Regions from separate parts of the Homo sapiens genome. Here region 2 is linked to region 1. Evidence: chromatin contacts called from ENCODE Hi-C or POLR2A ChIA-PET data. All regions are on one chromosome and are shown on one strand. Each heading gives the region's core, a stretch centred on a gene start or an enhancer-like site at or near the end of the contact. The rest is flanking DNA. Distances are from core to core; before and after follow the strand shown.

The links. A loop is a pair of places that touch in the nucleus more often than their neighbours do. ChIA-PET counts read pairs that join two places held with the same protein, here RNA polymerase II (POLR2A). Pooled maps may share reads with other maps.
Region 2: a map of Calu3 shows a loop between it and region 1 (2.5-fold over the local background). The contact joins two enhancer-like sites. A Hi-C loop is called at or near these places in 2 of 168 maps with a recorded cell type or tissue (CD4-positive, alpha-beta T cell and Calu3) and 2 of 50 pooled maps. POLR2A ChIA-PET finds 5 or more read pairs at or near these places in 3 of 52 experiments (PC-3, Panc1 and T-cell).

The regions. Positions count from the first base shown.
Region 1 is chr15:57,018,210-57,021,191 of GRCh38, forward strand. All of the region lies in intron 3 of TCF12 (transcription factor 12), which reads left to right. Among named protein-coding and RNA genes, the nearest start is that of TCF12, 100 kb to the left of the region's middle. Within about 2 kb of position 1,407, at least 3 of the 41 ENCODE cell types and tissues checked have a DNase peak (open chromatin) inside an H3K27ac peak, as active enhancers do.
Region 2 is chr15:57,059,500-57,062,481 of GRCh38, forward strand. All of the region lies in intron 3 of TCF12 (transcription factor 12), which reads left to right. Among named protein-coding and RNA genes, the nearest start is that of TCF12, 140 kb to the left of the region's middle. Within about 2 kb of position 1,417, at least 3 of the 41 ENCODE cell types and tissues checked have a DNase peak (open chromatin) inside an H3K27ac peak, as active enhancers do.

The sequences.
Region 1 (2,982 bases), core at 157-2,656:
AGGTGAATTTTTAGAGGCAAAACAGGTGGACTGATACAAAGTTGTTAGGAATTTTTGTTAGTTTACAGAAATAACATTGATTAGTGATTGGCTATACATTGTTAAGCTATGTGTGTGGCATTAGGTTAATTTATAGCTACTTGTTGCAATAGCAAGCAGTTTCAACAGATGACTGCATAGCTCAAGAGGCAGGAAGTAGGATGTAATTGCTGTCTCATTTTAATGCCTCTCTGGGCCGGATTTATTTATTTATTTTTATTTTTATTTTTTTGAGATGGGGCCTAGCTCTATCGCCCAGGCTGGAGTGCAGTGGCAAGATCTCGGCTCACCGCAACATGTGCTTCTCGGGGTCAAGCCAGCCTCTCACCTCAGTCTCCTGAGTAGCTGGGACTACATGCACGTGCCAGCATGCCCATCTTGTATTTTTTGCCATGTTGCCCAGGCTGGTCTTGAACTCCTGAGCTCAAGCACTCCACCTGCCTTGGCCTCCCAAAGGGCTAGGATTACAGGCATGAGCCACTGTGCCCTAGCCGGGGCCTGATAATTTGAAAGGGCTCATATTCCTCAGATAAAAGTTCTTTTCTCAAAGTAAAACAAAAACAAAAGAGAGAGATTGAAACAATAATAACAAAAGTTATTGCTTTGGATGTTGATGAGCCACGCTAACTACTGGTTCTTTTTAGAGTAAGGAAGACCCTCTGATTCTGTGCTGAGATGTGTTGATAAAAATCTAGAATGGGGTGAAAGGCCTGGACTGACTAAGGCTTACGAGACAATTAAATTGACTTTAAATTGAATAAATCTGGTAAGAAAGTCAAGCCAAACTGTTTTTGGAATTTGGTAGCTGTTAAGAATGAGAGGAGTTGATACCTTGGTAGAAAAGAGTTTTTAGGAATCAACCTAACAAGAAAGTAGGCAAAGTTCTAATACTTTGGTAGCCAGCACTGGCTAAAGTGCAACTTGTTAGCAGACAATATTGAAGGTATTTCAGAAGTATTTTACTCGTTGCCTTTTACTATCAATGTAGTGACCATGTGTTTTGAACAGATTAGTATTATTTAATTCCTTTGGTTAGACATAGGAATTAAACTTCTTTTATTCTCAAAGTCTCACATACTTGTAATCTCCTGATGGGCTCTTCTTACCCACTGCACAGATAAACCCAATTCACTGAGACAGTGTTATTGCAGTAAAGAAAGAGTTTAATGCAGGGCTGGCCAAACAGAAGGACAAGAGTTTATTATTACTCAAATCAGCCTCCCTGGGAACTCAGAGGGAGGCTAAGGTTTTTAATGGGTAATATGGTGGCCAGGAGGATAGGGAATTATCCTGTTGCTGATTGGTTGAGGATGAAATTATAGGGGTACGGAAAAACGGTCTTCATGTGCTGAGTCCACCCACCTCTGGGTGGAGGCCACAGGACCGGTTTGAGTCATGAGTCACGGGTCCCAGTGGAGTCAGTCTGTTGTCAGAATGAAAAATTTTGAAAAACATCTCAAAAGACCAGCCTTAGGTTCTCAATAGTGATGTTATCTATAGGAGCAATTGGGGATGTCACAAATCTTGTGACCTCTGGCCACATGACTCCCTAGAAGCAAAAGACTATAGAAACTATGCCTACATTTTATTAGAATTCATGCCCCTCCTGTAATTCTAACCTTGTGACCTTTCATTAATTTTCATTCCCTGAGCAAGGAGGGGGATTAGTTTTAGGGGGGGACTGTTATCATCCTTGCTTCCAAGTTAAACTATAAACTGCATTTCTCCCATGGTTAACTTGGCCTATATCCAGGAATGAGTTAGAACAGCCATCCTGTGAGGCTAGAAGCAAGGTGGGGTCAGCCATACTAGACTTCTCTCTCACTGTCATAATCTTTGCAAAGGCGATTTCACATTTATAAAAACCCAGTCATGTTTAATTGTACATATGACAACCTCATGAAAAGGAAGAGTATGTAAGATAGGAATTACACCAGAAAATCTAGGACATGTGTGCCTTATTTACGTAGCATAGTCTTAACAGATGTGGTTAGGGGATGAGTGGTGAACCTGCTAATAATTGGGATAGGAACAGAAGCAAATGTACTGAGCTCATCTTGAGGTCTTCTTGCAGAGCGTTCAGTACAGTGTAATCCCTGTGTTTCTATTTCTTAAAGTATAGAAGTGGAGAAACAGTATTTTGCATGGCAATGTTTTGCATGTGTTAGTAGGTTAACCCTTTTAAAAGGGTACTTTATTTTCATTTGGAAAAAGTGTGGAAGTAGTGAGAGGGACACCTATTGTTATTTAACCTGTTGCCTAATTTCTGTGTATTATATTTTGCTTCAAACATTAAATTTTCCAAGTGTTCAAGCCATCGAAGGTAGACAAGCAATGTAGAGAACCATTATGTCTTACTCAAAGCTAATATAACCATCTACTAAATAGATGGATAAGGTCGCTTGGGAAATGTGTTCAACGAAATAAACATATATTGTTTAATTGGTTTATTTTTTTATATGGGCAGTTAGGTAAGCATGTTATTTCAGGTGGCATATGTGGAAGCATTTTGGGACTATGTGTAGGTGTAACAATGCTAAGCTTTCTTTTAGTTAATCAGGGAAGACTTCATGGAAGAGCATGAGTAGGTGTGCATAAGAAACTGAGGGGGTATGGATTATTTTTGTGAAGAGCTTCAAAACCAAGGGGAACTATATCATATTTGAAATTAAGAGTAACAAGGTTTAATTTTTTATTATATGAGATAGATGAAGAGGGTGAGACATATCACCTTTTTTTAGACTTTATGTATGTTATACTAATTTCATGTTTACTTCTTTCCCTATATATTCTTCAATTACATTAAGAGCATCTTGAGAGTGGAAATTATCTCTTCTGTTTCTTTGGTGTCCCATATAGAACAAAATTATGAACACGCTTACAGAAATCTCAGTTAAAAAGAAGTTTAACTTTTCAGATATGGAAGGTGTGAGCATTTCTTGT
Region 2 (2,982 bases), core at 167-2,666, 41 kb after region 1:
TATTTCTCACTTTACCCTAGTCTTGGTTCAGGGTGGCGGAGTCTTTAGTGATAGGTCTGGTAGTGGCAAATGGGCAGAGAAGGAACTGGTGTTCATGTCAGCAGGTTTGTTCCTAATTCTTCCCTTTTACTTTCAGGCAGGTCTTGCCTAAGTCTCACCAATTCTTTAATGATGGTTTACTTACTCAAACTCTGCAGTGTTAACAATAATTTGTTTACAGGGCTCATATGTGGTGGGGGGCTGGGGGGAGGGTGGAGGGAAACACAATAGGTGCTTAGGGCATAGAAAAGCATCTCCTCCCACCAAAAAAAAAAAAAAAAAAAATTCCAGTTTCCAGTTTTTGCTAGTGGATCAAAACCTAGAGATGCCCATAGGACTCTGGTGGCTTGATGAAAGGGAAGAAGTAGGAGAGAGGCTGTGGGATAGTTTTTGATTGACACTAGAAAGAAAATACTGTTATTCAAATACTAAGATGGGAGTAGAGCATAAGAAGGTAGTCTAAATCTGTGTTCTTCCTAGAAAAGGGAGTAATGGCAGATGTTGGACTTGGGCAAGAAGTTTACCTGTTCCTCTAAGAGTCTTATACTCTGAAACCTTAAAAACTTGAATTTTACCTTTCTATTCCTTCTTTAAGGTATCAGCCTTTTAGGGAACTGCCTGTATATATAGTAATTTATGATTGCTCTTAGTTACTTTTCTTGTTAAATGTTTTCACAAAAGAAAGAGGCGGATTGCTTTTGTTAAGTTCACAAACTGTTGTTTTTAGATACGAGGTCTAGAATTTAATGTTCCTTACTGGAAAATACTAAGTTAAAACAGCATGCTTTTAAAAATGGAGCTCATAGAATCAGAATATATTACATTTGACTTAATTGATTCCATTCAGAAAACCAGGTACTAAGAGATTATCTATATAAAAGGTTAACAAGGAAAAAAATAATTTACGTCTTTCTGTTATTGATCACCCCTTTTAATCCTGTTGAATAGAAATGGAAAAAATTTATTAGAAAGTCAAATAAGGCTCAAAAGTGTTTCTATCATTAATTATTGCTGAACTTTCTCTTACATCTGCCATTTTGGTTTATGAGTCAAGGAACTAACTTCTCTGAAATTGTTGAATTCGCATGCATATACTAGAAATGGGAATGATGAAAATAATATGGGAATGATAATTCAGAAATAACAGGAAAAATGTTACTTCTCATCACTGTATTGCAACTGTGGTGTATTTTCTTGTCAATAGGTATTTTTTTCAGATTTTGGTCAATTTGTATAATATCTGTGTTAAGTTTTATCTTCTGTGTGTAATTTCCTTTTTCTGCTTACCTTGGTCTTACGGCTGAAGCTTTGGAAAGTTTATTATTCCTGTCATATTTCTGTGTTTGTACAGCCATTGTCTTTAGCAGAAAGGAGTCATTGATTCTAAAAGATGACTCTTGCCTTTGTCAGTGCCAGCCACGACCTTTTACTCAGAGTCTGGATATGTTAACAATAAAACTACAGAGCTTGAGTTTAAAACCTAGCCAGATTCTTGTTATTCTATAGCATTCTTTGAGCCCCTTGTCATTTCCAGTATCAGTGGTATGTACTACTCTTTAGCTGGTGATGCCATCACCCAATTAATTACCATTTTATTTCATTAGTCTTTGCTTTTTCTTTATTTTATAGAAGTAGAGTCACTTGATGAAAATTGAATATGTAGTTTCACATAATTTTGTGTGTCTCTTGAATTTTGCTTGAGATGTTCTCTGTAACTGGCACCCATCTTTCCTCTCTCTCTGTTTTTACAAATGTATTTAAAATACATGCAAAGCTGGGCATAGTGGTTCACACCTGTGATCCCAGCACTTTAGGAGGCCATGGAGGGAGAATCGCTGGAGGCCAGGAGTTCAAGACCAACCTAGGCAACATAGTGTAAGACTCTGTCTCTACAAAATAAAAAAAAAAATTAATGATTAGCTGAGCATTGTGGCATGTTCCTATAGTCCTAGCACTGAGGAAGCTGAGGCAGGAGGATCACTTGAGCCCAGGATTTTGTGGTTGCAGTGAGCTATCATCATGCCACTGTACTGCAGCCTGGATGACAGAACATGAACGCTGCCTCTAAATGAGATAAAAATTAAAATACACATAAGCCTCATATTTATTAGTCATTTGATATAAGAAAATATGAAGTCATAAAAAGACTAAGTTATGGTTTGATTATTTTCATCAGGACAAGATTCATCGAAATCACTTACCATTATATGTTCAATAAAAGTGATTTTTTAAAATACAACTTTTCATAAAATTATATGCAGTTCCATATATTAGTGGATTTTGTAGGTTAATGGTCATCTTTTTCTTGGATTGAGTCTCAGAGGAATACTTGCTGCTATTCTACAGTGTTGGTTGCAGAGAAAATGCTTGGAAGATAGCTCACTGGTGTCTAATGATACTGGAGAGATGGTAACAGTGTTTTTTTTTTGTTTTTTTGAGATGGAGTCTTGCTCTGTCACCCAGGCTGGAGTGCAGTGGCACAATCTCGGCTCACTGCAACCTCCACCTTCTAGGTTCAAGCTATTCTCCTGCCTCAGCCTCCTGAGTAGCTGGGACTACAGGCGCCCGCCACCACACCTGGCTAATTTTTTGTATTTTTAGTAGAGACGGGGTTTCTCCGTATTAGCCAGGATGGTCTCGATCTCCTGACCTTGTGATCTGCCCGCCTCGGCCTCCCAAAGTGCTAGGATTACAGGCGTGAGCCACGGTGCCCGGCCGGTAACAGTGTTTTTTACATGACATTCCCCAAACTCATAGAATATCTCTTAAATTTGGAACTTTAATACTAGCTCCACAGGAATGAACAAAACACTGTTCACGTAATCTCTGTGTTTTCAAAGCCTCTGGTTCACTTGAAATTGTGCCTGGAATGTTGTCTATACTAGATACTCATCTTTTGTATCAACTTTTTAAAAAAAGTTATTAAAATATACTTTAGTCACT